3 separate regions of the Homo sapiens genome follow, and regions 1 and 3 are each linked to region 2. Evidence: read pairs that join two places in POLR2A ChIA-PET (ENCODE). Cell type or tissue: endothelial cell of umbilical vein. All regions are shown on one strand. Links, peaks and the distances in the headings refer to the core of each region. The heading gives the core; the rest is flanking DNA. Region 1 holds the start of LINC01647 (long intergenic non-protein coding RNA 1647). Region 2 overlaps UBIAD1 (UbiA prenyltransferase domain containing 1). Region 3 has its middle 57 kb from the start of DISP3.

What was found. Peaks named below come from ENCODE experiments on the same cell type or tissue, not always from the same donor. Only the 100,000 strongest peaks of a DNase experiment are listed, where the experiment ranks them.
Region 1: POLR2A ChIA-PET joins it to region 2 with 8 read pairs; 3 of 35 experiments call an interaction of 5 or more read pairs at or near these places.
Region 3: POLR2A ChIA-PET joins it to region 2 with 7 read pairs; 4 of 35 experiments call an interaction of 5 or more read pairs at or near these places.

The regions. Positions count from the first base shown.
Region 1 is chr1:11,606,127-11,617,556 of GRCh38, forward strand. It overlaps LINC01647 (long intergenic non-protein coding RNA 1647), which reads left to right and starts at 3,405. Exons shown (of 3, transcript NR_104624.1): 1 at 3,405-3,987; 2 at 5,717-5,852; 3 at 6,664-7,229. In endothelial cell of umbilical vein, for the core only: no CTCF peak of the experiment used is centred there; no DNase peak of the experiment used is centred there.
Region 2 is chr1:11,279,139-11,288,089 of GRCh38, forward strand. UBIAD1 (UbiA prenyltransferase domain containing 1) reads left to right here. Exons shown (of 2, transcript NM_013319.3): 2 at 6,506-8,951. The coding sequence ends at 6,993. It also overlaps the pseudogene UBE2V2P3. Among named protein-coding and RNA genes, the nearest start is that of UBIAD1, 10 kb to the left of the region's middle. In endothelial cell of umbilical vein, for the core only: no CTCF peak of the experiment used is centred there; a DNase peak (open chromatin) is centred at 2,893; H3K27ac peaks cover 695 bases.
Region 3 is chr1:11,416,836-11,428,265 of GRCh38, forward strand. It overlaps the pseudogene MTCYBP45. Among named protein-coding and RNA genes, the nearest start is that of DISP3, 57 kb to the right of the region's middle. RefSeq lists an enhancer at 1-102. In endothelial cell of umbilical vein, for the core only: no CTCF peak of the experiment used is centred there; no DNase peak of the experiment used is centred there.

The DNA.
Region 1 (11,430 bases), core at 3,257-7,256, 330 kb after region 2:
CACTGACTAGATTTGGATGATATTAACAGAATAAGGTTTATTTCTTAAGTTTGATAAGAGCATCGCGATTATGTTTTGAGGAAGAGCATTTTTTTAGAGATAACGCTAAAATATCAACAGAATAAATGACACGATGTCTGGTTTTTGCTTCAACACGATACATTGGGGAGAGGGGTTCATTATTCGATTGTGTTTCTACTGTCTCTGAAAGTTTTCCATAATAAAAAGTAAAAACAAACAAAATAGGATGGGAGTGAGCGTTCCAGACACAGGCTTCAGAGGCCACTGCCAAGGTCCTGAAGCTGCTGTGAGTCTGACCAGCTCGAGGGTAAGCCAGGCCAGAGCCGCTGAAACCCAGGAGATGACCGGGAGAAAAGCAGACTGAGCTCAGACACAGGAGGGGCCTGCCTTGCAGAGTCTTGGGGCCAGCAGAGGGGCATGGGGTTTGCTCTCATTGCCAGAGGAGCCATTACAGAATTGTGGGAAGGGACATGGTAGAACCTGATCCTGCCTTTAAAAGAGACTTTTGGCTGGGCACGGTGGCTCATGCCTGTAATCCCAGCACTTTGGGAGGTTGAGGTGGGATGGTCGTTTGAGCCCAGGAATTTGAGACCAGCCAGAGCTACATAACAAGACCCCATCTCTATAACAATTTTAAAAATTGGCCAGGCACGGTGGAGCATGCCTGTAGTTTCAGCTATGCAGGAGGATGACTTGAGCCCAGGAGTCCAAGGCTGGAGTGAGCTATGATTGTGCCACTGCACTCCAGCCTAGGTGACAGGGCAAGACCCTGTCTCAAAACAAAACAAAAAAGAACCTTTTGATTAACAGCATGTGGTATGTCCATGCAATGAAATAGTACTCAGCCATCAAAAGAAATGAAGTTCTGATGCACGTTGCAATATGGGCGAACCCTGGAAGCACCATGATAGATGAAAGCAGCCAGTGACTCAAGGCCACATCGTGCGTGACTCCACTTAAATGAAATACCCAGAATTGGCAAATCCACGAAGACAGCAGCTTAGTGGTTGCCAAGGGCTGGGAGAGGGGAGAATGGGACCAAGTGCTAATGGTACAGGGCTTCTTTCTGGGGGGATGGAAATGTTCTGGAATTAGATAGCAGTGATGATCGTACAACATAGTGACTATACTAAAAATGGCTGAAGGGTTCCCTTTAAAATGGTGAATTTTAAGCCGGGCACGGTGGCTCATGCCTGTAATCCCAGCACTTTGGGAAGCCAAAGTGGGTGGATCACCTGAGGTCAGGAGTTTGAGACCAGCCTGACCAACATGGTGAAACCTTGTCTCTGCTAAAAATACAAAAATTAGCCAGGTGTGGTGGCATGTGCCTGTAGTCCCAGCTACTCAGGAGGCTGAGACAGAATTGCTTGAACCCGGGAGATGGAGGTTGCAGTGAGCTGAGATGGAGCTACTGCACTCCTGCCTGGGCGACAGAGCAAGACTCCATCTCCAAAAAAAAAAAAAAAAGGTCAATTTTATGTTATAGGAACTATGTTTCAATAAAAACATTTTTTTTTAGGCCAGGTGCAGTGGCTCACGCTTGTAATCCCAGTACTTTGGGAGGCTGAGGTGGGTGGATCACTTGAGGTCAGGCCTTCAAGACCAGCCTGGCCAACATGATGAAACCTCGTCTCTACTAAAAATACAAAAATTAGACTGGCATGGTGGTGGGCACCTAGCTACTCGGGAGGCGGAGGCAGGAGAATCGCTTGAACCCGGGCAGTGGAGGTTGCAGTGAGCTGAGATCACGCCATTGCACTCCACCCTGGGTGAAAGAGTGAGACTCCGTCTCAAAACAAACAAAATAAACAAAAAACAAGCTTTTTTTTTTTTTGTTTTTTTTAGTGGATGCATGGAAAGGATCCTTTTGGCTGCTCCATGGGGAATCAGCAACTAACTAGCCAGGAGCCTGGAATCATGAAGCACAGCAGAAAGTGCCATGGGCACCCGTGCAAAAGACCAAGCAGCAGTGATGGGAAGCACCCAGTCAGCTCCCCCACGGGGCTTCATGGAGAGGAGGGAAAGAAGGAACAGGGAGGACCCCAGGCCTGAGCCTGTGGGTGGAAGTTGCCACTACTGGTCAAGAGGGAGCAGACTAGGCTTGGGCCGGAACAGCTTCTGCTTCACGTTTGTTAGATTCCACGTGTTGGGGTGGTCATTAGGGCGGTTCTCCTCCAGGCACTTGTAAGCTAGAGGGATGTGCAAGCGGGGTGGAGCAGGTATTTGATTGCTGATCCCAGAGGTGCTGGAACTAGCCGCACCAGGGTGGCCAACAACATTCAAGGTAGTGGCTGCCCCACCAGCCTGAGTCCTGGATGGAGAAGACACAAGCAAAGCCCCCTGTGGCTCAGGACAGCTGTCAGCAGGTGAGGAACACGCCTTTGTTGTTGCGAGCCCCTGCAATCTCAAGGTGGTTGTGGTTGTGAGAGGTGACAGCGTGCTGGCAGTCCTCACAGCCCTCGCTCGCTTGCTCTCGGCGCCTCCTCTGCCTGGATTCCCACTTTGGCGGCACTTGAGGAGCCCTTCAGCCCACCGCTGCACTGTGGGAGCCCCTTTCTGGGCTGGCCAAGGCCGGAGCCGGCTCCCTCAGCTTGCAGGGAGGTGTGGAAGGAGAGGCGCGAGCGAGAACCCGGGCTGCGCGTGGCGCTTGCGGGCCAGCTGGAGTTCCGGGTGGGCATGGGCTTGGCGGGCCCCGCACTCGGAGCAGCAGGCCGGCCCTGCCGGCCCCGGGCAATGAGGGGCTTAGCACCCGGGCCAGCGGCTGTGGAGGGTGTACTGGGTCCCCCAGCAGTGCCAGCCCACCGTGGGGCAGGGCTCGGGACCTGCAGCCCTCCATGCCTGAGCCTTCCCCCACCTCCGTGGGTTCCTGTGCAGCCCGAGCCTCCCCCACGAGCGCCGCCCCCTGCTCCATGGCGCCCAGTCCCATCGACCACCCAAGGGCTGAGGAGTGCGAGCGCATGGTGCGGGACTGGCAGGCAGCTCCACCTGCAGCCCCGGTGTGGGACCCACTGGGTGTAGCCAGCTGGGCTCCTGAGTCTGGTGGGGAGGAGGAGAACCTTTATGTCTAGCTCAGGGATTGTAAATACACCAATCAGCATCCTGTGTCTAGCTCAGGGTTTGTGAATGCACCGATCGACACTCTGTATCTAGCTACTCTGGTGGGGCCTTGGAGAACCTTTGTGTGGACACTCTGTATCTAGCTAATCTGGTGGGGACGTGGAGAACCTTTATGTCTAGCTCAGGGATTGTAAATGCACCAATCAGTGCCCTGTCAAAACAGACCACTCGGCTCTACCAATCAGCAGGATGTGGGTGGGGCCAGATAAGAGAATAAAAGCAGGCTGCCCGAGCCAGCAGTGGCAACCCGCTCGGGTCCCCTTCCACACTGTGGAAGCTTTGTTCTTTTGCTCTTTGTAATAAATCTTGCTACTGCTTACTTTTTGGGTCCACACTGGTTTTATGAGCTGTAACACTCACCACGAAGGTCTGCAGGTTCACTCCTGAGCCAGCGAGACCACGAGCCCACCGGGAGGAACGAACAACTCCAGACGTGCTGCCTTAAGAGCTGTAACACTCACCGTGAAGGTCTGCAGCTTCACTCCTGAACCAGCGAGGCCACGAACCCACCAGAAGGAAGAAACTCCGAACACATCTGAACATCAGAAGGAACAAACTCCAGACGCGCCACCTTAAGAGCTGTAACATTCACCGCAAGGGTCCGCGGCTTCATTCTTGAAGTCAGTGAGACCAAAAACCCACCAGTTGCGGACACAGTTGTTGTCACAGCCCGGCCTGCCCCAACCTGCCTCAGAGGAAGCATCGGAGACACTCCACCAGCTTCTCCCATGGCTTCCCTCATCCTGGGGCCAAGGCAGCATCTGGTACAGAGCTGAGGCAGGGGAGAGATATCCTTGGAGCCAACATCCATGTGTTTAACCTGGATCCTCTGTGCCTGAGCAACTCAGGGTGGGTACATAGGAGAGGGCCAAAAAGTGTGGCCTGCAGTCAAGCAGGGGGGTACCAGAGCAGACTCGGGGAAAGGGGATTGAAATCAGTTGGAAAAGTTAAAGCAATTTAAGGAAAAGCAAATATCAGGGCTTAATCAAGTGCTAAATTGAATATAATCCACTGCCACAGAGGGTTGACAGCTGTGGACACAGCCAGTCCAAGCGGGTGAACAGCAGGGAGGCCTGGGCGCTCAGGAAGGTAGCCCTGTGTGTTTCAGGGCACAGGAAACGCAGCAGCGTAGGGCAAAGGCACTGATGGGAGGACCTGAGGGACCCAGGAGGGAGCAGGACACCCTTGAAAGAGCTACCCAGGTTCCCTGGGGTCTTTTGTGAGCCTGGTCCCTGCAGGGACCCCCAGGAAGATGAATCCATTGTTCTAGCGTTTTCACCCCTGTGCCTCCTCATCTTTGGGGTAAGACCTTGGCTCTAGAAGGCCCCTGTCACGATGCACACTTCCTACCAAGAGGGAGAGTGTGCAGGCAATAGATTAGCTGCCCCCCCAACACCCCCAAGAGACCGGAACCCTGAAGAACCTGGGGTGACGGGCACCACTGTGAGGGGCATGTTGCCACCACAGACCAAACATAAGCCTGCGCCTCCAGCCCAAAGGAGACCTGCGTTCTAGGCACCAGCCCCTCCGCACTCCCACTCCTAACCCTCACTCCCACTCTCCTCCTCACTCCCACCCTCTCCTCCCATGGCTGTTTGAAGTCAGTCACACACAGGCCAAAGCCACTTTGAGAATCATACTGTGTGTGACTTATACCCTCTCATGACCCACCCTTGAGGCTCTACTACTGGGAAATCAGCCAGGTCCCTGACCCAGCAGCTCTGAAGACCAGGGAGGGAGGAGGCACCTGGCCGGTTATTGGGCATTTAACAGCAGTGCTTGGCACAGGGATGGCCTGGGAGGCTCTGCCTTCCTGAGGAACAGAAGAGACCCAATCCTAGCCCTGGGCTCTGACCCTCCAGTGGAAATTGTTGCCAAGAGAAAATCTCAACCCATCACTTCCTAGCTGCAAGATGCTGGGAAAATTACTGCATCTTTCTGAAGCTCAGTGTTTCTATCTAAAAAATGGGGATTAAAAAATACATATAAGCACCTAAAGAGGAGAATCCACGTCAAGTGTTTGGAATACTGCCTGGCACATCATGAGTCTTCGTTGCATGTTGTTGTTATTGCTGCTGCTATTATTAAAGCCTAGGAGAAGCTGGCCTCTCCTCTCGCCAGACTCTGCCTGGATAACTTCATAGCAGCTTCTGGCTGGAGGAAGCTGACTGTTTGGAAACAGACAGAGACAGGTTCAATCCCAGCGACACTATTACTAATTAAATGACCTTGAATGACCTTGGGGAAGTTGCTTAAATTCTCCATGCCTCAGTTCCCCATTTATGAAATCAGCATAGTAACGGTACCTATCTTCCAGAATTACCTGGCTCAAAGGAAGTGTTGACTGTTGAATTAAATGAATAAAGAAATGAATGCTGGTATGCCAGTCAGGGGCTTTTGGTCACGAGCCACAAAAGCCCAACCAAGCTAGTTCAAGGGGAAGGGCATCTAGCAGCTCTGGTAATGGAAAAGGCCAGGTGTGATAGCACTGGCTTCAGACACAGCTGAATCCAGGGACTAAAGCCTATCCTTTGACCTCTTAGTGCTCTCTCTCTGTCTCTGTCTCTTCTGCACACAGCTTCTTCCATGTGGCAGGGGCGGGGTGAGGCCACAGACAGCTCCAGCTCACATCAACCCAGCTAATGGCTTCACAGGAAAGAGGGAAGCAAAATCCCAGAGAAGTCTGATTGGCCCGGCCTGGATCTCATGGCTGTGTAAGTAGGGAGGGCTGCAGGGATGCAACCGTCCCCACAGCCAAATGGAGTGACGGGGGGATGTCTCTCCAGGGGACGGGGTTCTGTTACCAGAAGGGGAAGAAATGAGACTGGGCAGGTACAAACGGTATGGCTATATCAGGGGTTCCCAGCAGAGGGCCTGGGCAGCTAGCCAGGGTGGGGCCACAGCCTGTGAGCACAGAGGAGAGAGAAGAAGACAGGGGAAGGAAGTAGAGGGGGAATAAGGGAAAGGGGTAGGGCCTGGACCACCTGGGCTAAACCTCTGAGCTAAGCATCTATATGGGCCCCCAAAACACACACATCCACTGTGTAACAACCACCCTGTTTGTGTGAAGCCAACCCCACGATAGCCCCAAACCCTCCTGCCAAGAGGTAACCCATGCCCCTCGCCACAGCAATTGGTTTAGATAGTGAGCTGATCAGTTTGTGTCATTCCTCTGGCCATACATCTTGGCTCTGAAGTAGGGGGGCCAGTCAGCCCTCCTTCAGGCTGAGGACTTTTGCTGGGATTCTAGGACACAGACATCTCTCTCCTTTTGGACTAGGAGGTACGGCTGGAACTATGCAGCCTTTCTGCCACCATGAGGGAAGCCCTCTTCTAACCAAAACTAACATCAGAAATAGAAAAGACTGGAGAGATAGGAAAATAATTGGGCCTTGTTGATACCAGCTGCTGAGTCAAATAACCCTGGAGACTGCCTTAGCCCTGTACTCCCAGTAACACCTGCTGATAAAGCCCTGGTGTGGCTGAAGCCACTTTGAGCTGAGTTTTTCTATTACATTTTTGCAGGGGCAATGGAAAAGCTGAGGGAACTGGAGAACAGCTGCTGTCCTCTCCCTGCGCACATCTGTTCTGCCTCATGCCAAAGGGAGACAATGGCTAAAGGGGGCCTGTACTGGTCAGGCCCTGCAGAGAAACAGAACACACAGGTTGTGTATGCATGTATAGGTAGGTAGGGAGACAGAGAGTGGGGAGAGAGAGAGGTTCGAGAAATTGGCTCATGTGATTACAGAGGCTGGCAAGTCCAAAATTTGCAGGGTGGGTGATACGGTTTGGCTGTGTCCCCCCACCAAATCTCATCTTGAATTGTAGCTCCTGTAATTCCCACATGTCATGGGAGGGACCCCATGGGAGGTAATTGACTCATGGGGCTGAGTCTTTCCCATGCTGTTCTCATGATAGTGAATAAGTCTCAGGAGATCTGATGGTTTTATAAAAGGGAGTTCCCTGCCCAAGCTCCCTCTTGCCTGCTGCCATGGAAGACGTGCCTTTGCTCCTTTGCCTTCCACCGTGATTGTGAGGCCTCCCCAGCCTCGTGGAACTGTCAGTCCATTAAACCTCTTTTTCTTTATAAATGACCCAGTCTCAGGTATGTTTTTATTAGTAGTGTGAGAACAGACGAATACAGTGGGCCAGCAGGTTGGAGACCCAGAGAAGAGCCGATGCTGCAGCTCGAGTCCCAAGGTTTCTGCTGCAGAATTACCCCTTCCTCAAGGGAGGTCAGGTTTTGTCTTATTCAGGGCTTCAACTGATTGGATGAGGCCCACCCACATTATGGCGGGCCACCTGCTTTCCTCAAAGTCCACTGATTTGAATGTTAAGCTCATCCAAGAACACCTCACAAAAAGATCCAGAATAAGGTTTGGCCACATATCTGGGCACCATGGCCCAGTCAGGCTGACACATCAAATTAACCATCACTGGGTCCCCAGATGCATCTTGTTCGACCTCCTCATGCAGAGATAAAGAAGCAGAGGTCCAGAGAGGCCCAATGGTCTGTCCAAGGTCACAGGGCAATGTAGCAGCAGAGCCTCACTGCCTCCATCCTGACTCCCAGGCCAGGGGTCTCTGGACAGTCCCCTTTCTCCTGTATGGCTCATGGAAACCCAGGGACCAGAGGAGACAGACCAGAACAGGAGCCACAGGCGACAGGCCTGAGTCATTGGCCTGAGAGAACAAATTCAGGTTGGCATGCAATTTGCATACTATTTCCATGTTGTTCCCTAAAGTTCAAAATCTACAGAAATTCCCCAGTTCTGCTTCTTTTCTTATGGCCTCCTGGTTTCAGCTGCATCTGTTTGGAAGGACCCCAGAAGGCACTGGTTCTTTGGGTGGATCACCTGCCCCCTGCCCTCTCCTGACGCTGGCCCTGAGACTGCAAGGGCCACCAGGGCAGGAAGCCCTTTCTTCGACCTGATCCGGGTTCTCCACGGTGTCGACGCACCACTGCCCACGTGGGTGTCGCTTTCAGGTGGTGCACGTGTGGACATTTTTTAATAGTCATGTATTCATTTTTATGTTGCTCTGAATTTATGACTGGGGATGCTGGTTTCCTATTTATGGTGGTGATATAAAGTTTCCCTTTAAATGAAATTTCAGTTTTTTAAAAGTGAGTCAATGAAAATAAAAATAGTAAGTAAATAATAGAACAGGCAGTATGTCGATATGGCCAAAACAGAGATGAAATGACTGAGAGTTTTAGGAATGCTGGACTGATGGAAATGTCTCCTGCTACCATGTCAGCCCAGTGCCCAATTCCACTTGACCTGTCGTCAGTGGAGGGGGTCTTATGTGTTGGGAAGAAGTGCCTTACTAGCTTTGAGACACTGAGGCACCATGGTGTGCCCAGCCACCTTGACCCAGAACCCTGTAGTCCCAGGAAAAGGTCTGGCACTAGTTCTTGCGACCCAGCGTCTATCCACAGAGCATCTCACCAGGACCCTCTTCCTCCCATGCCTCCCAGAAGGGGAGTTGTGTTTCCCCACCTAGACCACCCACCAACATGGAAACAAGCCATTTCTCCATGCATAAAAGCCTGCAATGTAATTAATATCCCCTCCATTTAACCGGACTATAATACTCTCACCGTTAATAAGCTAGCTAAGAGCTCCGCTTGAAATTAATAACTTGTAAATGACCCAAGAGCCCTGGTTTCATACCTTCTTTTTTTAAACAACAACAAAAAAACCGCGCAGAATTTAAATAGAAAAGCAATTTTCATTTATGAGCCAGTATCATTATTCATAGCTGGAGAATTGTAAGGAGTAAAAGTCTCTTCCACTTAATTAGAATCTTGAACATCACAGGAAAAGAGGGGAGCCCATATCTAGCACCAGGGATGAGAAGGCAAGAAGCACAAATCAAAAGCAAAACATCACCCCATGTAGCTGCAGGTCCAAACGGCCACGCAAGGAGCAGGACCCAGCAGCTGTGCATGGAATCCAGCGCTCGCAATCACGTCAGGGCTGAGGCCGGCAGGGGAGGAATATGCAGAGACGCCAGCGTGTCATATCCGTGTCCTCAAGACAGAAGCGATAACGTCTAATCTTAAACTACAAGGGAAGCCGGAAGGGAGAGAGCAGAGATAGTGAATGGAGAAGCAGAGGCGAGATTAGAGGCTCAGGGAGGAAGAGAGAGGATTTGAGGCAGGAGGGGAGAAAGAGGAAAGAACGGTGCGCTTTCTCCCACGCTGATGGCCCAGCCCTGTGGCCCAGCCTGGCCCCACCCTACTCTAGCCACCAGACACTTGGCATATAGGATCTCATTTTTAGCCTCACAGTAATAACCTGCAAGCCTCACAAAATAATCTGTATTTCAGCCAGGCACAGTGGCTCACGCCTGTCATCCCAACACTTTGGGAGGCCGAGGCCGGGGGATCGCTTGAGCCCAGGAGTTCGAGACCAGCCTGAGCAACATGGCGAAACTCCATCTCTACTAAAAATACAAAAAGTTAGTCAGGCATGATGGTGCATGACTAATTTGTAGTCCCAGCTACTTGGGAGGCTGAGGAGGGAGGACTGCTTGAACCTGGGAGGTAGAGGTTACAGTGAGCTGAGACTGCACCACTGTACTCCAGCCTGGGCAATACAGTGAGACCCCCGTCTCAATAATAATAATAACCATCATCATCATCCATATTTTAGTAAAAGTGAGAAGATAGTGCTCAGAGAGATTGATGAACTTGCCCTGGGGTTGCCCAGCCAGTGGGTGACAGAGCTGGGAAGCAAACTCAAGTTTCTTTGACTGCATGCCAGGCAGAGCACCTCGGCCACCAACGCTTTTTGTTTGCATGGCAGATTCTGCTGTGCTCGTTCTCCCCACTGCCCTCTGCTCCCTCAGCATCCTGGTGAAGTAGACATCACAATCACACACCACAGATTTGGAAGCTGAGGCTCAGACTAGCCAAAGGCAAGTCCTGGCCAAGGCCAAGGACTGAAACTGGAACACACACCTTGAGACCAAAGGCCAGAGCTTGCCTCACTCTAGGGCACAAATATCAGGTAAGCTGATGGTTCACCGAAAGCACACCAAATTCTGCTGATCCCCAGGAGGAGGTGTCTGGGCCTGGGGATTTGCAGGTCGCCTGCTCCAGCGGTTCCCTGCCAGACCCCAAGGATCCCCTGTCACCCACAGCCGCCTGGAGGGTTCAGAACCTACCTCCAACCCACCCTGGAAAGTGTGACATGCCTAACCCAGTTCAACTCTATAAATAATAACACCAACAATAGCTGTCCTTTGTAGAGTCCTTCCCATGGGCGGGGCAGCATGCTAAGCCTTCACCTGGAGTAACTCAGCAGACTCACTGGAATGAAGTAGATGCTTTTCTCCTCCTTTTAGAAGAGAGGAAACTGAGGCACAGGGAGGTCAGGCAACAAGGTCACATGGCTGGTCAGCAGCTCAGCCTCCACGGCCTGCCCATAACCCCAAGCAGGTACAGTCCTCACTAATACTAACAGCAACAACAATTGCTAAGTGCCCACTGAGGACCCCCTGAGGGAGGGGCTGTTAGCATCCCCCACTTGATAGGAGAGAAAACTGGGGCACAGAGGGGAGTGGCTGGCCCAGGGTCACACCATTGAGGGCAGAGCTGGGATTTGAATCCAGAAAGGGCAGCCCCGGGACCATGCTTTGAGCCGCCTCTGCTCACGCGGTGGCACGGGGGGGCCCCAGGGCATCCTGTGGTTCTCTCCAGCTGTCCAGCAGAAGCGTTTCTGCCCCATTCTCCCCTCCCTTCCTGAGCTCTTGGTTTGCTACTCATCTGGCCTGATCAGCTGGGGGCCTGCCCTCTGGCACCTGCAAGCTGAGCCCCTCCTCCATCAAAGCTGCCTTCTCCCCCACCCTCACAGCACCCCTCTGTGTGGCCCTCTCTCCCGCAGAGCCCTCTCGACGGACTAAAGCAGACTCAGAAGGTCCAAGCTACAAACCCACTGGACAGGTGGGAGGACAGATGCCCCAAAGAGGATGACCTGACTTGCCCAAGGCCACACCCTGCTCCCCTCCCCACTAGACTTAAGCAGCCTGCCCCACAGCCTCCGGTCCCCATCCCAAGCCAGCACGCACATCTCTTCCCCAAATCTCATCCCCAACAACAGCATGGAGTGAGACCTCCTGCCAGTGTCCCAGGAAGAGCTCTCAGCTCCGAGATGCTCTGCCAGCTGGCAGGGCCAGGTCCCCATAGAGGCCACCTGCTACGTGAGAACACAGGGCAGTCACCACCAGGAGGCTCTTGGGCCAGTCTGGCTCAGCAGCTACTGTCTCTTGCCAACTGTATGCAGG
Region 2 (8,951 bases), core at 670-4,669:
TAGGTGTGAACTGCCATGCCCGGCCTATATTCTCTTTTCATAATTTGTCCTTGGTGGCCCAATAATCATGCCTGTCCACCTTGTAAATGTCATATCTTCATCATCTTTAAGGCCCCAGTTAATCATACCATTGCCTATCAATAGCTGCATAAGCATAACTCAAAGGTTTTGACCTGAGAACTGGAAGATACCATCTGGAGTGATGTCATCATGTGAGAAGGGCAAGGCTGGGGATAGAACAAGTTTTGGGGGAAAAGCAAGCAATTGACTTCGTGGTTTTTTGTTTTGTTTTTTGTTTGTTTTGAGACAGAGTCTCACTCCGTCTCCCAGGCTGGAGTGCAGTGGCATGATCTCGGCTCACTGCAGCCTCTGCCTCCCGGGTTCAAGTGATTCTCAGCCTCCCAAGTAGCTGGGATTACAGGCGTCTGCCACCATGCCTGGCTAATTTTGTATTTTTAGCAGAGACGGTGTTTCACCATGTTGTCCAGACTGGTCTCAAACTCCTGACCTCAGGTGATCCACCCACCTTGGCCTACCAAAGTGCTGGGATTACAGGCATGAGCCACTGCGCCTGGCCAACTTTGGACATCTTAATGTCTATTAAATCTCCTAACAAAGATGTCAAATGGGTAGTTCAAGTTCAGAGAAGCCTGGGCTAGAGATTACATATCTGGGAGTCATTGGTCTATAGATAAAGTTGTAGGACTGGGTGAGGTCATCAAGGGGGAGGGAGTGTTGGTAGAAAAGTCAGTCCTGGTCTGAGCCCTGGGACACTCCCACATTAGAGGTGGGGGAAGAAAAGGCACAGGTAAAGGGGATGTGAGCAAGCATCCAGAGGAGTAAGAGGAAAATCAAAAGGCTGTGGTGGCCTGGCAGCTAATTATAAAAAGTTCAGTGAAGGAAATCAATGAGGTGGTGTAATAGAAAGTACAAGGTGGTGGTGAAGGGAAGAGGCTGTCTTTGTGAAAGTGACGTTCAAACTAGGACTTGAAGACGGAAGGATAAGGAGCTGGCCACGGGGTGGAATTGGAGTCTGATTGTGATGCTGAGTCCTCCAGGGCTGAAGGACCACTAAGTGCAAATGTGGTGGGTGAGAGAGAGTGTGACATTGGCTAGGATCTACTGAAAGGTCTGTGTGAGCCAGAGGGGGCATGAGACACAGTTGGTGAGTTAGGCAGGGTCTCTGTCATGGCGATCTTAACCAGTCCTACTCCCCAACCTCCAGGGCTCAGTCCTTGGGCCTCTTTTCTCTATCTCCATGTACTCCCTTGGTGATGTAGCTCATGGCTTCAGATGCCATCTGTTAAGCTAGTGACTCTTAAACTCCAGACTCATATCCAACTTCTTGCTCAGCAACTTCTCCTAGAACTGTCTCATAAACATCTCAAGCTTAACATGTCTGAGACCAAATTCTGATCTTCTCCCCAAGGAAACCTGCTTCGCCCACAGCTTTTTCCCCATTTTGCTCAATGGCAGCTTCATCCTAGTTCTTCAGGCCAAAAGCTGTGGGCATCGTCCTTGACTCCCACGTCTCACATCCAGTTCATCAGCAAATTCTGTTGACTCTCCTTTCAAAATGCATGTAGGATCTGACCACTTCTTACCGTGTCCAGCCACCACTGTGATCATCTGTCCCTGGATTTTTGCGGCAGGCTCCCAACTGGTCTCTTTACCTCTGTTCTGGTCCCATTCAGGCTGTTCCCACTCAGCCACCAGAGTAATTCTGTTAAAATATAGGGCAGCCCTGTCAGTCCTGCTTAGAACTCTTCAGTGGCTCCCATCTTGCTCAGAGTAAAGGCCAGGGTCTTTACAGTGACTCCCTAGGGCCCTACATTCTTTGCCCACCTTTTGCCCTCCCCCCAGTTCTCTGACCCACCCTCCTCCTTTCTTCCTGCTCATCCTGGGCCAGCCACACTGCCCTTTCTAGTCCAGGAGCATGCACAACCCCTCCTGCCCCTCCCTCAGGTCCTTTGTAGATGCAGCTTCCTCTGTTTGAAATGCTTTTCCTGCTTCTAACCATGTGGTTCACTTTCTCACTTCCTTCACCTATTTGCCCAAATGTCAGCTGCTCAGTGAGGCCTTGCTTTCTACCTTGCTTAAAATTACACACCCACTCCGTGCCCCCACCTGATACTTCCCCTGCTGCTCTTCTCTGCATTAGTTTTCCTCATAGCACATGTTACCTTCTAATGTGCCATATAAAGTACTTAATTGGTTAATTATCTTCCCCCTTCGACTGCGAGCTCCCTCCCTGCAGTCAGGGATTTCTGTCTCTGGTATTAGCTGAACCCCTAGCACCCAGAGCACTGCCTGGCATGTAATATTACTTAGTAAATATCCAGTGAACAAATGGGAAGGCATTGAAATATACTGAGCAGAGTAGTGACATAATCTGGTTTAAGATTTTTTAAACATTGTCTTTTATTGACATATAATTGACACACAGTGAAATGCACAGGTTTTTAGTGTTGCAGCTTGATGAATTTTGATAAATGTATACAGTTGCATAACCCACACCCCGTCATCATCCAGAACACTTCCATCACCCCCAAAAGCTTCCCAGTGCTTCTTGCCTGTCAATCCCACACTCCCTGCCCCCATCCAGAGACAGGAAAAGAACCACTGTTCTGATTCCTCTCACAGAGATTAGTTTTGCCTGTCATATAAATGGAACCTTTCACTATGAACTATGTATGTATGTATGTATGTGTATTTATTTCAGTCTGAGCTCTCGTCTGGCTTCTTTTGCTCAGCGTGATGTTTTTGAGATTCATTGTTTTATTGCGTGTATCAGTAGTTCCTTTTTTTGCTGACTAGCATTCCATTGTAACATACCACAACTTCTTTTTATCCATTCTCCTTTTCAGGGACATTTGGATTGCTTCCATATTTTGGCTATTACGTCTGAACATTCATGTTCAAGTCTTTTTGTGGATATTTGTTTTCATTTTTCTTGGGTAAATGCCCAGGAGTAGAATTGCTGGGTCACAGGGCAGATGATGTTTAATTTTATGAGAAACTGCCAAACTGTTTTCTGAAGTGGTTGTACTTCTTTACACTCCCCCCAGCAAGTGTTCCAGTTGCTCTGCGTCTTGCCAACTTTTTGACTTAAGTCTTAACAGATTCATTCTGGCTGCCGTGTGGAGAACCGGCCCAGTATTTCACTGTGTAAGCTCATTCAGAAAATGGGGTTGGGAGAGGAGGAATGCCTAAAAGGAAATTCCCAGATGGGCCACGTCTCTGAATCAGGTAGAGCACATGAAGCCTTGGGCCATGTATCAAATGCTAGGAAACAGCTTTCTCCCCAAGGGCTCTACTGTTTTCTTGTGTCAGATAACCAGATCTTTTTCCTCCCCAGAGTGGGTTGCTCTTGGTTTTGGGGTGGGGACAGAGATCTCTGCTCAACCTTGCTTACATCACTTTTTTTTTTTTTTTTTTTCAAAAGACAGAGTTTAGCTCTTGTTGACCAGGCTGGAGTACAATGGTGCGACCTCTGCTCACTGCAACCTCTGCCTCCTGGTTCAAGCGATTCTCCTGCCTCAGCCTCCCGAGTAGCTGGGATTACAGGCGTGCACCACCATGCCCGGCTAATTTTTTTTTGTATTTTTAGTAGAGATGGGGTTTCTCCGTGTTGGTCAGGCTGGTCTTGACTTCCTGACCTCAGTTGATCCACCCGCTGTGGCCTCCCAAAGTGCTGGAATTACAGCGTGAGCCACTGTGCCTGGCCTTTTTTTTTCTTGAGACGGAGTTTTGCTCTTGTTGCCCAGGCTGGAGTGCAATGGCACGATCTCGGCTCACCACATCCTCTGCCTCCAGGGTTCAAGCGGTTCTTCTGCCTCAGCCTCCCGAGTAGCTGGGATTACAGACATGCGCCACTACACCCGGCTAATTTTTTGTATTTTTAGTGGAGATGGGGTTTCTCCATGTTGGTCAGGCTGGTCTCGAACCCCTGACCTCAGGTGATCCACCTGCTTCAGCCTCCCAAAGTGCTGGGATTACAGGCGTGAGCCACCATACCTGGCCGCTTACATTGCTTTTTGCCGAGTGATCTAAGGAGGTGTTCTTGGAGACTCCAGCCAAAGGTCAAGGCTGTAGTGCTGTTGCATTTTCTTTCACAGCCAGACCAGTGGCGTCACTTGGGGAGCTGAGAAAACAAGCACAGCAAGAGTGGGCAGCTGTAGAGGAACTGGCTAGGTCTGTGCTGGGAGTATTCCTGCCCAGCATCATCTTTGCGTGGGTGTAGTCCCTTAAATGTGTGAGATATTGGAAGAGACGTCAATTTACTAATTCTGAACTGGAGCTCGTGCTCTGCTTGAGGGAACTTCCTCCTGGAGGGCATGTCCTCATACAACCAAATTATTTATGAAAACATGGCTTGGTATAAAAATTATCCAAATAGAAGGAAAAAAAATATGGCTTGAGGGTGCAGAATTAGCTTGCTGAATGTTGAAGAGTGTCAGTGGCCATGCCTTAATGCCCTTCCCTGGAGATACTTTGTTCTGAAGAACTAAGGGTGTGTATTTAGCACCAAGGGACCCCAGCTGCTGATGTGAAGGTGAACTTGGACTGGATCTTGTTCCTTAGCTCCTGTCATTTTATTTCATTTTGATTCCTGTGGCTAGTGGGAACTTCTGTCATTTTAGACTGGTTAAAATGCCTAACCAGAGCTTTATTTTCTGATCTTGAGTCCACATCTTGTAGCTTGGTTAGAACTGGAGTTTGCTAAGCTTCTGTAGCAATAATTGCATGGGTCACCTCCCTCAGTGGGCAGCTCCACTCATTCCATACTGCTTTACCTGTTTCAGTCTGAGTGGGAGATCTTTCCTGACCTTGATCCCAAATTCCAGGTGCTTGTTACTGTAGCTCTGTCTTCAGTTCAGCCCTTGTGCCAAGTATTGGGGAGTGAGCTGTGACCAAGCCAGACACATGTCCTGCCCTCATGGAACTTACAGTTTAGTGAGAAAGGTGGAGATTAATTAGAAGCATGATGAAGTTTATGAACATGGCAGGCATATTGCCATGGGAGCATATTGCAAGGGGATCAAATGTGGCTTAGGGGTGAGAGGAGGTGGTCCTGGGGAATGGTCTTTAAAGTCTTAAAGGGTGAGTAGAGTTAGCCAGGCCAAGGGAGGGGTGTCTGAAGGCTCTGACGGATTGGAAGAAGTCTGTGTGAAGAGGGGAGGAGAGCTCAAGGTGAGGCAGGAGAGGTAGGGCTGGGCCACAGGTGAGCCAGGTTAAAGATCTGGGACTTTTATCCCCAGGATGAGTGGTTGATAAGGGTTTAAGTGTATGTTGGGGGAGGGGGTGGTCAGATTCCTTTATTTATTTATTTACTAATTTTTTTGAGACAGAGTCTTGCTCTGTCTGCCAGGCTGGAGTGCAGTAGCATGATCTTGGCTTACTGCAACCTCTGCCTCCAAGGCTCAAGCATTTTCCCTGCCTCAGCCTCCCGAGTAGCTGGGATTACAGGCGTGTGCCACACGCTTGGCTAATTTTTGTATTTTTAGTAGAGATGGGGTTTCACCCTGTTGGCCAGGCTGATCTGGAAGTCCTGACCTCAGGTAATCTGCCCGCCTTGGCCTCCCAGAGTGCTGGGATTACAGGTGTGAGCCACTGTGCCCACCCAGCCAGATTCCTATTTTTAAAGGTTCACTCTAACGCCTTTTTAGAGATTAGATTAGGGATGGAGAGGGGGAGGGGTTATGAGAGGGGAAGCTGATAGACCAGTTTGGAGGATGTTGCAGTATCCCAGGCATAAGATGACCATGAGGTAGATTTGGTAAGGGGGATGGAGGGTGGCCCCGGGGATGGAGAGAATGGATAGTTTTGAAGGAAGTGGGTTAGACAGGCTTTGAAGTAGATGAGCAGGACAGAAACAGGAGGTAGGGGTGGTTTAGTTTCAATCTCATAGGAGACAGAGGAGGAAAGCAGCATTATAACTCTCCTGTCCTCGCTGTTTTGCTTATCGCAGGGGTGCAGGTTTAAGGACCCCGAAATTTCACTGAAATTCACTGGCCGTTTTTAAAACCAGAAGATGCCTTGAGATTGTAGGGGAAGGAGGTGGAAAAGTAGAAGGCCAGAGTGGCTATTCTGTGAGGGATTGATCTCACGGGGTCTTGCAGGGGTTGGTGAAGGGTGAAAGATAGCAAAGAACTGGATTCTAAGACCTTTAGATCCTTCCTGGGCTCTCCCATTGAACTAAGAGTATAGTGGGTGCCTAGTGTGCTATGTTGCAGAGCTCTGTTGGGGGACAGTAGGAAGGGAAACTTGGGTATGAACCTGGGAAGAGGGACTTGAGGCCTCACTGGGCATTCTCTCTGCACCTGTGGCATTGGAGAAGAAATCAGAATTTGCTCTGTGGGGTTAAGGGATGAAATGAGTGCCCACCTGCACAGTCTAAGGATTTACCATTTTCAGCCGGAAGTGGCCTGCCTCTTCACTGGTGAACAGTCCCTAAATTTCCAGCCTTGGTCTCACACCAACTCTCTGGATTTTCTGGCCGCAGGAATTGGATTCAAGTACGTGGCTCTGGGAGACCTCATCATCCTCATCACTTTTGGCCCGCTGGCTGTGATGTTCGCCTACGCCATCCAGGTGGGGTCCCTGGCCATCTTCCCACTGGTCTATGCCATCCCCCTCGCCCTCAGCACCGAGGCCATTCTCCATTCCAACAACACCAGGGACATGGAGTCCGACCGGGAGGCTGGTATCGTCACGCTGGCCATCCTCATCGGCCCCACGTTCTCCTACATTCTCTACAACACACTGCTCTTCCTGCCCTACCTGGTCTTCAGCATCCTGGCCACACACTGCACCATCAGCCTGGCACTCCCCCTGCTTACCATTCCCATGGCCTTCTCCCTTGAGAGACAGTTTCGAAGCCAGGCCTTCAACAAACTGCCCCAGAGGACTGCCAAGCTCAACCTCCTGCTGGGACTTTTCTATGTCTTTGGCATCATTCTGGCACCAGCAGGCAGTCTGCCCAAAATTTAAGGGGACAAGTAGCTCCCCCCACGACATGTCTCCCTTTCTTAGAATATATTAAAGTCAGAGTCTCTGAGGAAGGAATGTGATTTGGCAGTCAGGGTACTAAGCATGGGTGGGAACTCCTGCCTTATAAAAATTGTTTTTGTGTTCTTAAAGATAATATGTTGTTTTTCTGTTTTTTGTTTTTTCCATTTTATGGGGAATTTAAAAACCATTCTTGTATCAGAAGGTGAATTAGGCGCATGGTCTTTGTTTTATTAATAATTTCCACTAGAGGGTGTTCTCAGGTCACTTTGCAGTGAAGTGGACTTAGTTCCTCCTTGTTCTGTACAAAATGTCTCCAGACTTTGTAAAGGAGCTGCCCAGTTTGGCCTCCTGTCCCGAAAAGACCCTAATAACTAGGCAGAGTGTTGTCCTGCTTTCTTCGTCTCGTAGGATGTGCTATGATTGGTGCCAGGCCTCACTAACACAGGGGCTACCTGTCTCTTATTCTCAGCACCTGTGTCCTGAGATACGCTGCCTGAGACAGAGAGAGTCCCTCATTAACAGCCTGTGTGGCTGTCAGCTTTTTGCCTAAATTGTGATTCAGATGCTTTTGTTCTCTCTCCTTTCACTTATTGCCACAGTTGAGGAAAAGTGTCAGATTACCCTGCAGCAAGACAAGCCAAGGACTGGGAGGGAAAAAAAAACCACTCTGGAGGCAACTGAGAAAATCACTGCTTTTGGATAGGAATCAGTAGGGTGGCTGTTTTCCCTTTGTTGAATCTACTAGAGTGACAGGAAGGACTCCCAGCCCTTTCAGTAACTATCAGGAGCCCTGAAACGGTAGAGGCACTGCCATCCTTGTGGGATACTCAAAGCCCACAGGGCTTTTCCCTCCCTATTGCATCTTCTGATGCTCCCCACACCTACCCTCCACCTCTCCACCTCTGTGGTGTTCCCATTTGTGTGTTTCCCATCTGTGGAGCCAGACTGAGCAATAGCTTAGCAGCGAGTCAGGGACAGCTGCCACTTTCCACAGAGCCACAGGATGGGCAGAGCAGGGACCCAGGGAATGAATAGCCAGTGGACAAACAGTCTTGAGCTCTGTTCAGCCAGAGTGATGGGCCCTGCCAGTTAAGGGGCTGTGTCTTCATCCTTGAAGACAGATGTGCAATATTGACCCTGCCTCTCCCCAGGGCTTTGTGGAAAGATAGTTGAGGGCTTTAGTGAGATCACACTCAGAGTGGGGCAATTCCAGCATTTATCCTGGCTGCGTTTCATTGCATTGTCTGTGAAGTATAATTTCTGGGCCAGAATTGCTCAGTTGCATTTGATCCAGGACTATAGATTGGAAATGGGTCATCATTGTTTTCTGTTGTGATTATAGCCATTCTAGTAGGCGTTTAAGGTCATGGCCTGCAGAAAATGATGTAAGAACTAGTTCTTAATCTTTCAGATCAAGCTAATGATGATATGGAACCTTGAGTTCGAATTGATTGGTTTACTTGGAAAAAAACATGTTTGAAAATTGCAAAAGTTCCGCCGGGCGCGGTGGCTCATGCCTGTAATCCCAGCACTTTGGGAGGCCGAGACGGGCGGATCACGAGGTCAGGAGATCGAGACCATCTTGGCTAACACGGTGAAACCCCGTTTCTACTAAAAATACAAAAAATTAGCCAGGCGTGTTGGCGGGCGCCTGTAGTCCCAGCTACCTGGGCGGCTGAGGCAGGAGCATGGCGTGAACCCAGGAGGCGGAGCTTGCAGTGAGCTGAGATCATGCCACTGCACTCCAACCTGGGGGACACAGCAAGACTCCGTCTCAAAAAAAAAAAAAGAAAAAGAAAATTGCAAAAGTTCCTCTAAAGTTAAATCAAAGGTGGTTTGTCTAGCAGAGAGCCAGAATCTTCTAATAGTGGGCAGAGCCCAGAGACAAGGGGAAGAAAGATGACCTTCTCCCCAGTCCTTCCCAGCACCATTTTTGT
Region 3 (11,430 bases), core at 4,132-8,131, 140 kb after region 2:
TTTGCCCATGCTGGTCCTGCTGTTTGAAATGCCCTTCATCTCCTGGCCAACTCCTCCTCACTCTTTAGGACTCAGCTCAAATGTCACCTCTTCCTGGAAGCCTTCCCCAACTTCCTCATCCCATCCCAGTCTCCAGGAGGATCCTCTCCGCTGAGCCTCCATGGCTCCCTGGGCCCACTGCTTTGCAGCTCTCACCAAGGTCTACAGAGTGCTCTGAGATTGGAGCTGTGTCTTATTCCTTTCTGTATCTTAAGACACAGCATCTTGCCAAGAGTGGGGACTCACTAAGTGTTTGTTGACTGACTGTGAACTCAGCTGGCCCCTATTATCCCTATTTACAGAGGAAGTTGAGAAGGTAGTGAGACCTGGGACACTGAGGCCCATCCTGGGGACTCATTTCCCGAGCAAAGACATCCTGGCAGCTCCCCAGACTCCAAAAGGCCAGGAACTGCCGACAGCTGCTTGACATCTGAGCTGCAACTCCTGCCTAATGAATGATTCCTCTTCCACACATATGTTTCTGGTAATCAATTGGCTCGTCATTAGCCCACAGCAGCAGTTGTCTCAACTTCAAATGAAATGCAAATGTAATTGTTTTCTTTAGGCCTGGTGGGGTCAGGCTCCTCTTCTCAGGAGGAGGCCCGTCCCCCTCTCCCAGACTGCCAAGACTCAGGACTGCAGGGCCTGCTAGTGCCCTGGAAGGAGGCTGGACTGGAGCTCCCAGAAGTGACATAAGCCCCCTCTGCTCACCCAGTGTTTGGCTTGTTTCTCCTAACTAGCACTGCAGTCTACTTGCCACCCTCGTATGCAGTTCAGTTGCAAGTACGCTCAAGTAATGTGCCACTGATAATCATTGATGTACCAACCGTTGTGAGTAATTTGCTTAAAAAATATACAGCCGAGTGCGGTGGCTCATGCCTGTAATTCTAGCACTTTGGGAGGCTGAGGCAGGTGGATCACTTGAGGCCAGGAGTTTGAGACCAGCCTAGCAAACATGGCGAAACCCTGTCTCTACTAAAAACACAAACAAATTAGGTGGGCGTGGTGGCGCATACATGTAATCCCAGCTACTCGGGAGGTTGAGGCAGGAGAATCGCTTGAACCCGGGAGGTGGAGGTTGCAGTGAGCCGAGAGGGCATCACTGCATTCCAGCCTGGGCCACAGAGCAAGACTCTGTCTCAAAAAAAAAAAAAAAAAAAAAAAAGAAATAAAAAAAAATCAAGTAGAGTAGATTTAATGTTCTCTGTCTAATAAGGTCACTGTCACTCATCCCACATGCTTCCTTGTAGGGAAGAGGCCGGGGGGCATTATATCTGGGAACAGTGTGGCCTCCAGGGCTGTCTCACTGCCGCAGCAGCCTGAGGGTCATTAGCAGTCAGGGCAATTGTGAGTGATCATGGGGTGTGTGCATTGCAATTTTATAGCTACACTCATTTCCTTTTACATGTTGGATTTTATTAAACTCTGGATGAGCCTGGATGGGGGAATTATTGAACTGCTTATAATGAGGATAGTTAACCCCTCCAGAGCACTTTCGCCCGTTGCAGGTACCATTTTCAGAGCTCTATGTGCATGATGATTGTCTTAATCTTTTTATGAGCCCATGAAGTAGGTTCCATTATTTTCCTCATTTTAGAGAAGAAAATTGAAGCTCAGAGAAGTCAAGAAATGTGCTCAAGGTCACCCAGCTGCTGGGTGGCAGAATAAGGATTTGCACCTCAGTTTATCTGAGTCCAGAGCTTGCTTTTAAAAATTCTTGCAAGACGTACACTGAGTTGCCTCACATTTGCCCATTGACCCACTATCTGTGAGTTGGTCCTGTGCTGGGTGCTCAGGAGCATCAAAAGACAGGTCCTGGGAGCCAGACCTGGGACCCCAGGGCTCCTGCTCCCCCAGAGCCAGGTTGCTATCCGCCTATGTCCTTGTCCCATCCTCTCCCTACTAGAGGACAGTGATTCTTTCCTCTTGCACTCTCTGGCATCATCAATTTTCCCTCTCTCCTGGGTCATTTCCAATGCCATAAGCATGCTATGATTTTTCCCCATCTTAAGAAAATAACCTTCTCTCAACCATGCTCCTCTCCTCTGTGCTACACCATTTCTCTTTCCCTTTACAGGGAAGAGTTCTGACTTGCTGTCTCCAATTCCTTTCCGCCCAGTCTCTCCTGAATCCACCCAATCAGGCTTTACCTGCATTGCTCCATCAAAACTGCCCTTGTCAAGGTCATTGATGCCCTCTTCATCACTCTGTTCCATGCTGGACCCTTGGTCCTCTTTGTCCTTTTCCCATCGGCTGCCTTTGACTCTCGTAATTGTCTCCTCCTTGAACCTGTTCTTCCTGAGGCTTCTAGGACACTGGCTTCTGGCTTCTCCTCCTGTCTCTCTCTGGTTGCTCCCTCTCCGCCCCCCTGCACAACAATCTGACTTTTTTTTTCTTTTTTCTTTTCTTTATTATACTTTAAATTCTAGGGTACATGTGTACAATGTGCAGATTTGATACATACGTATACATGTGCCATGTTGGTGTGCTGCACCCATTAACTCGTCATTTACATTAGGTATATCTCCTAATGCTATCCCTCCCCTAGCCCCCGACCCCCCAACAGGCCCCGGTGTGTGATGTTCCCTGCCCTATGTCCAAGTGTTCTCATTGCTCAATTCCCACCTATAAGTGAGAACATGTGGTGTTTGGTTTTCTGTCCTTGTGATAGTTTGCTGAGAATGATGGTTTCCAGCTTCATCCATGTCCCAGCAAAGGACATGAACTCATCCTTTTTATGGCTGCATAGTATTCCATGGTGTGTATGTGCCACATATTCTTAATCCTTTTATCATTGATGGACATTTGAGTTGCTTCCAAGTCTCTGCTATTGTGAATAGTGCCGCAATAAACATACGTGTGCATGTGTCTTTATAGTAGCATGACTTACAATCCTTTGGGAATATACCCAGTAATGGGATTGCTGGATCAAATGGTATTCCTAGTTCTAGATCCTTGAGGAATCGCCACACTGTCTTCCACAATGGTTGAACTAATTTACACTCCCACCAACAGTGTAAAAGCGTTCCTATTTCTCCACATCCTCTCCAGCATCTGTTGTTTCCTGACTTTTTAATGATCGCCATTCTAACTGGCATGAGATAGTATCTCATTGTGGTTTTGATTTGCATTTCTCTGATGACCAGTGATGAGCATTTTTTCATGTGTCTTTTGGCTGCATAAATGTCTTCTTTTGAGAAGTGTCTGTTCATATCCTTTGCCCACTTTTTGATGGGGTTGTTTTTTCTTGTAAATTTGTTTGAGTTCTTTATAGATTCTGGATATTAGCCCTTTGTCAGATGAGTAGATTGCAAAAATTTTCTCCCATTCTGTATGTTGCCCGTTCACTCTGATAGTTTCTTTTGCCGTGCAGAAGCTCTTTAGTTTAATTGGATCCCCTTTGTCTATTTTGGCTTTTGTTGCCATTGCTTTTGGTGTTTTAGACGTGAAGTCCTTGTCCATGCCTATGTCCTGAATGGTAATGCCTAGGTTTTCTTCTAGGGTTTTTATGGTTTTAGGTCTAATATTTAAGTCTTTAATCCATCTTGAATTAATTTTTGTATAAGGTGTAAGAAAGGGATCCAGTTTCAGCTTTCTACATACGGCTAACCAGTTTTCCCAGCACCATTTATTAAACAGGGAATCCTTTCCTCATTTCTTGTTTTTGTCAGGTTTGTCAAAGATCAGATGGTTAACAACCTGACTTCTAAGTGTTTCGTGCCCTAGGCTCAGTGCTTGGACCTTCTGTTCTCTATCTACACTCACTCCCTAAATAATCTCAGCCAAGCTCATAGCTTCAAACACCATCCAAATGCTGATAATCCCTGAATGCCTGCTTACAGTCCCAGTGTGCCTCCTGAACTCCAGACTTACACCTACAGCTGCCTACACCACATCTCCGCTTGGTGGATTAAAGACATCTCAAACCTGGCATACACAAAACTGAGCTTCTGAGCTTTCCCCCAAACCCTCTCCAACCTCTTCTTCTCCCACCTGGGTATGGCAACTGCATGCTTCCAGTCGCCCAGGCCAAAAGTCGTTCTTGACCCCCCTCAGTACATCATCCTCTGCATCCGATCCACCAGCACATCCTGTCTGCTCTACTTTCTTTCTTTCTTTTTTTTTTTTGAGATGGAGTCTCGCTCTGTCCCCCAGGCTGGAGTGCAGTGGTACGATCTTGGCTCACTGAAAACTCCGCCTCCTGGGTTCAAACAATTCTCCTGCCTCAGCTTTCCAAGTAGCTGGGACTACAGGCGCGTGCCACCATACCCGGCTAATTTTTCTATTTTTAGTAGAGACAGGGTTTCACCCTGTTGGCCAGGCTGGCCTCGAACTCCTGACCTCAGGTGATCCACCCGCCTCGGCCTCCCAAAGTGCTGGGATTCTAGGCGTGAGCCACCCTGCCTGGCCTCTACTTTCAAAATATATCCAGGATCTGGTCAGTTCTTTCCACCTCCAGGTTTACAACCCTCTGACCCTCTGAAGGCAATCACTGCCTAACTGGTCTCTCTGCTTCTGCCCTGGCTCCTTCACTGTATTTTCCATCCAACAGCCAGAGGAATCCTATAAAACATAAATCAAATCATGTGACTTCTCTCCTAAAAACCCTCAAACGGCTTCTCATCTCTCTTAAAATAAAAGCCAGAGTTTTATTACCACCTGTGAGGTTTCATATGATCTAGCCTCTCCCTTTGTCTCTGACTGTGCGGCCTTCCACTTTCCTTATTTGCTCCGCGCCTGCTTCCTTGCCACTCCTCCGACGCCCTAGGCATGCCCCTGCCCCAGGGCCTTGGCACTTGCTGCTCCGCCTGCCTGAGCTATTCTGTTTGCCCAGAAATCTATTCAGCCCCAGTTCCCTCCCTTTCTCAGATCTTTACTCAAATGTCCCTCTTCAGTGAAGCCTTTCCTTGCCTCCTTCTAAAATGTCAACCCCAGACCAGGCGTGGTGGCTCACACCTGTAATCTCAGCACTTTGGGAGGCCGAGGTTGGCAGATCACTTGAGGTCAGGAGTTCGAGACCAGCCTCATCAATATAGTGAAACCCTGTCTCTACTAAAAATATAAAAATTACCTGGGTACGGTGGCACACGCCTGTAATCCCAGCTACTCGGGAGGCTGAGGCAGGAGAATCACTTGAACCCGGGAGGTGGAGGTTGCGGTGAGCCGAGATCCCACCACTGCACTCCAGCCTGGGTGACAGAGTGAGATTCTGTCTCAAAAAAAAAAAGAGTCCCCTGCCTTCCTCACTCCTGCCTCCCACCCCTCTGCCATGCTGTGTTTTGTTCTGTCTCGCACGTTTCACTAACTCAATACACGTTTCATTTATTCGTGAATTTATTTTCTGAGAATCCCACTGGAATGTCAGCGCATGAGAGTGGGGACTGCGAGCTTTTTTTTCATCGCTGTGTCCCAAGTCCACGGTGCACAATGTTCAGCAAATATTTGTTGAATGAATGAGTAAATGAATCCCTTCTCCTGTCCAGCATGAAGAGATCCAAGTTATCTACAGCATCCATGCCACCCAGGGGTGGGAGGCGAGGTGCTGAAGAGCCCCCCAAGACAGCAAGTGGGCCCTGAATGGAAAGGGATTCTCCATTTTCCCAGGGAGAACTCAAATGTCTATTTTCCTGTGCCACTGGAAAACATGGTTATGTATTAGTTTAATTGTGTGTCTATTAAATACCATATATCTAAAATAAGGTGTGCTAATTTAGAAACATGAATTTTTCCATTTAATGCATTTCATGAAATTATTTTGCTCAAACCCCTTTCTGGGGCCTTCCCCACTGGATCTTGGGAGTCAGTAGACCCCTGTTTCTAGGGATCTGAGACTCAGTGCCTTTTGAGTCCTGTGTGTTGCTGTCACTGGGAATTTCAACCCAAGTTACAGCTTCCTGTCCATTTCAGAATAAGAAAGTTATGTTTTCTATTCATCCACTGGGTATGTGTGACACTCGCCTCAGTTGAGACACACACTGCTGGCACGGTGCTCTGTAAATAGGGTGACCATCTGTCCTGGCTTGCCCGGGACTGAGGGGAGTACTGGGACTTTCAGTCCCGAGAAAACCCAAGTTCATCCTTCTGTCCATAGCGGGCTTGTTCCCAGCCACGTCCTTGCAGTTCTGAGGCCACGCACCCAGGAACAGTGAATATACTTGGGTCGATATTCCTTCCCGCATTTTATAAGCTGATCCACCAGGGAACTCCAGAAGGTCTCAAGTTAGCTTTGATTGAGGCTAATGTGTTTTCCTACACAGTGTTACGTGGTCTAAGCTACATAATCGACAAAGGACTCCAAAAAGAGAGGCTTTGTTAGGACCCTAATATAACCCTGTAAACCAAAAATAAAATCCCAAGGTCCCCCACTGACTGAACAGACCCCCTCTTGGCCAAGGGAACCCCAGAAAAACCTTAAAACTGAGTTATTGGCCATGATGGAACAGGAGGTTGGTCATGCCTCATTATACCTCCTTCCCTTATGTGGTTTAGATACTGACCAGCATTAAGGCTAAAATGGAAATGATAAGACTGACAGGACAGACTCTTTGTGGCAATAAGATGCTAAATTATAAATAAGACCTAAAGCCATGCCAGGCAGGGGTTAAATCGTGTACCCCTGCACTTAAAAAATAAACTATAGGGCCGGGTGCGGTGGCTCACGCCTGTAATCCCAGCACTTTGGGAGGCCAAAGTGGGTGGATCACCTGAGCTCAGGAGTTCAAGACCAGCCTGGCCAATGTGGTGAAACTCTGTCTCTACCAAAAATACAAAAATTAGCTGGGCGTGGTGGCAGGCACCTGTAATCCCAGCTACTTGGGAGGCTGAGACAGGAGAATCACTTGAACCCGGGAGGCGGAGGTTCCAGTGAGCTGAGTTCGCACCATTGCACTCCAGCGTGGTCAACAAGAGCAAAACTCCTTCTCAAAAACAAACAAAAACAAATAAACAAAAAACTGTATTCTGACTGCCACAAGGTTTGTTTTTTTTTTTTTTTTTTTTTTTTTACAGCTAAACAAGCACTGGCCTCAAGATAAATACTATTAAGACAATTACAACTCACCCAGCTCACAGACACTAACTAAGCCCCTATTCCTCCAGCCATAACTGCAGCTTTCAAAGGACAAGAGACTGATTACAATAACTTTCTCCTGATAGAAAGACCACCCTCCACGGACCGGTTCTGGCTGGTTTACAGAGGCTGCACACTTGAGAGCCTTCATGTCCTAAAAAGACCTTTCAACATATAGGGCCTAATTATAATACATTTAAATGTTAAGTCTCTACCCCAAAGTGAACATGGGTCATACGTAACATACATGTTTATTCAATATACATGTGTCGGGACCACCTTCATAAATACTCATAGCTCTTCCTGTAACCTGTTAAATATGCATGTTTCGCCAACCCCTTCAGCATAAAGCTTCCACCGGAACCCCTCTGATGGAGTTTGGATATTTGTCCCTGCTCCAATCTTGTGTTGAAATGTAATCTCCAGCATTGGAGCGGGGGCCTGGTGGGAGGTGTTTGGATCATGGGGTTGAATCCTTCATGAATGGCTTGGGCCATCCCCTCGGTGATGAGTGAGCTCTTGCTCTGAGTTCACACATGATCTGGTCATTTAAAAGTGCATGCCCCACTCCCCTGCTCCTGCTTTCACCATGGGACATGCTTGCTCCCGCTTCACCTTCCACCATGAGTCAAAGCTCCTTAAGGCCTCCCGAGAAGCTGAGTGATGTCAGCGCTATGCTTGTACAGCCTGCAGAACCATGGACCAATGAAACCTTGCTTGTTTCTTTATAAATTACCCCGTTTCAGGTATTTCATTATAACAATGTAAGAATGGCCTAATGCACCCTCTCTTTCAAAGTGACTATCAATGGCCTTTATTGGAGGCACCTTCCCAGCCTTTGGGATGACCACCTTGCAGGCTGTTACTCCTTATAGAAAATAAACCCTCCTTTTTAAAATTCATATATATATTTAATTTCACAACCCTATAGCCAGGCCAAGGGCTCAAACCCCTCCTAGTTTATTATAAATAAAGCATGGGAGTCAGGTGCAGTGGCTCATGCCTATAATCCCAGCACTTTGGGAGGCTGAGGCGGGCAGATCACTTGAAGTCAGGAATTTGATACCAGTCTCGCCAACATGGTGAAACCCCGTCTCTACTAAAAATACAAAAATTAGCCAGGCATGGTGGTGCACGCCCATAGTCCCAGCTACTTGGGAGGCTAAGGTGGGAGGATCACCTGAACCCAGGAGAAGGAGGTTGCAGTGAGCCGAGATTATGTCACTGTACTCCAGCCTGGGCGACAGAGTGAGACACCGTCCCCCACCCCACCAAAAAAAAAAAAAAAAGAAAGAAAGAAATAAAGCATGGGATCGCATAGGAAAATAGAAAATATCATTCTGGTTTAACGTTGGTTAAATGTTGGGTGGTGTGTTAAGGGGATTTGCTGGGGGTGTAGCTGTCTGGGTCTCCTGATAGGTCAGGGTGAAAACAGGACTCGGAGGAGTAATCACAGTAGAAGGAGAGTTAAGCCTCAGACATCTTTGCTTGTGTACTATGGATGAAATGCGATTTTGCAGAATCTGATGAGATTCCTGAGGGTTTGTTGGATCCTGTTTCATGGAGAAATAGAAGGTGAACAGCTACTAGGGCAGCGATGATAAAAGGGAAAATGAAGTGGAAGGTGATGAATCATGGAAGGGGGGTTTGTCAACTGAAAATCTGTCCCAGATTCATTCCACCAAGTTAGTACCAGTGCATGGGGAGCTGATCATAGGTTTGTGATTACTGTTGTCCCTCACAAAGATATTTGTCCTCATGATAGGATGTAACCTGTATATGCTGTTGCTATTACTGCCAATAGTAGAATAATACCAATGTTTCAGGTTGGTAGAACCTAGAAAGGTCTAGGACCTGTGCTATAAGCCTCGTCCTACGTGGGTGTATTAGTCCGTTTTCACACTGCTGATAAAGACATACCCAAGACTGGGTAATTTATAAAGAAAAAAAGGATTAATGGACTCACAGTTCCACATGGCTGGGGAGGCCTCACAATCATGGCAGAAGGTGAAAAGGCACGTCTTACACGGCAGCAGATAATAGAGAAAATGAGAATCAAGTGAAAGGGGAAACCCCTTATAAAACCATCAGATCTCATGAGACTTATTCACTACCATGAGAACAGTATGGGGGAAACTGCCCCCATGATTCAATTATCTCCCACTGGGTCTCTCCCACAGCACATAAGAATTATGGGAGCTACAATTCACAATGAGATTTGAGTGGGGACACAGCCAAACCATATCAGTGGGCCTTCTTAGGGTTGTTGTGAGGCTTAAATAGCAGGAGTCCCCTCCCCCAACTCTCACTACCTTCACCACCCCCACCCTTCCAGTGGGACTGAAGAGTAAATTGCTGCTTGTCTTCAGACCCTCCACCTGAGGGGCAAGAATAATAGCAGCTTGATATGGTTTGGATCAGTGTTCCCACCCAAATCTCATGGTGAATTGTAATCCCCAATGTTGGAGGTGGTTTCTGGTGGGAGGTGATTGGATCATGGGGGCGGAGTTCTCATGAATGTTTTAGTACCATCCTGGGTACTGTATAGTGATTTCTCACGAGATCTGGTTGTTTGAAAGTGTGTAGCTTTTAACACATTTCTTTCTCTCTCTTCCTCTTGTTTCTGCCCTGTAAGATGTGCCTACCTCCTTTTGCCTTCCACTATGATTGTAAGTTCCCTGAGGCCTCCCTAGAAGCAGAAGCTGCTATGCTTCCTATACAGCCTGCAGAACCATAAGCCAATTCAGCCTCTTTATAAATTACCCAGATTCAGATATTTCTTCATTCATAGCAGTGCAAGAATGGACTAGTACACAGCTACTCTGTGCCAAGCTGTGAATATGATCTGTGGTCCTTATCATGACTCATTTCCATTTTACAGATGGGAAGACTGAGGCTCCGAGAGGGTAAGGAGTGACTTGACCAAGGCCATGCATCTAGGTGCTATGCATTCGGTGTGGAGCTCAAGTTCAGAGGCTATCCCTCACACCCACCCCACCCCATCCCCATCGCATTGTATGGGTGACTCAGGTCTTGTCTGGGTTTACCCTCCAGCGAAAACAAAGGAAATGGTTTATCCAAGGGTTTGGTCCCCCATTCCTGGTGCCATGGCCCACGACCTGGCCTCAAACCTTTGGCCTTCCTGACCCAGTCCCCAGGGCCCCAGCCCTGGGAGGTGGCTACAGACAAGGTACAGGCAGTGGAGCAAGTGTTTGTGTGTGTGTGTGTGTGTGTGTGTGTGTGTGTGTGTGTGTGTGTGTGTGTTTTAAGTTCATCTTCCAGGGTCCTGTCCCCCAGACCTGAAGCTTTCATTGTGAATACAACACAGAAAATTTAATTAAATTAATTAAGTTATAACTTTCTGCAACCATTTATACCCACAGGGAAATGTGGTCTTCTCTGCTGTGGGAGAGACCCAGGGTGCAGAGCCTGGACCAGCAGACTCAGGGAGGCAGGAACCAGGACCTGGGAACACAGGTGTGCCTTTCCTGCCTGTCTGCAAGCATTTCATGAGCACCTGCTATGTGCAGGGAGGGTGCAGGGTGTTGAGGAAGTTGTGGCCGGCAAAGCACTGATCCCAAGCAGAAAGTGAAGCTGGGGCATTAGGACTTACCCCAGGATACTGTTTTCCATGTCTCTCCCTGCATCTCTTCCTGCTTTACAAATCCTAGCTCTGGCAACACCTCCTCAGGAAGCCCTCCCTGACTGGCCCAGCTCACCCCACCTCTTCCTGTTGTCCCTATCACACAGCTGAGCAATGGGGCAGAGACAGATGGGCTCCTTGAGGGTGGGGGCAGAGTCTCTTTACCCCAGAAGCATGTAGCCCTATGTCTCTGATTTCGACAAATTAGAGAATCAAAGAATGCCCCTGACAGAGGGAAAAACTGAAGGTCAGAGAGGGGCAGTAACTTGCCAGAGGCCACACAGCAGTTTAGTGCAGAACCAGGACTAGAATGCTTCTCTGCCAAGTCCTTTCCCCTAATTATCATAATACCCCACATGTCCTGAGCTTTTTTTTTTTTCTTTAATGCGTCTGGCCCCGTATTAATTACTTAAGACAGATGAACCCATCTAGCTTGTCTCCAACCCCTCAAGGAAGGCACTAATACTATCATCCCATCTCCACTGATAAATGCACTACCTGGGGCCTGGATAAGTGACAGAATGTGCCCGAAGATCCTTCCCTGTCAGTAAATGATGGAGTCAAGATTCCAGCCCAGATGAATCACCTCAAATCCACCCTCTTCACCACTGCATCATATTCAAATCTCACCTGGGGATCCTGATAGGCTTCGGGGGGCTATGAACCACCCGGACTTGTG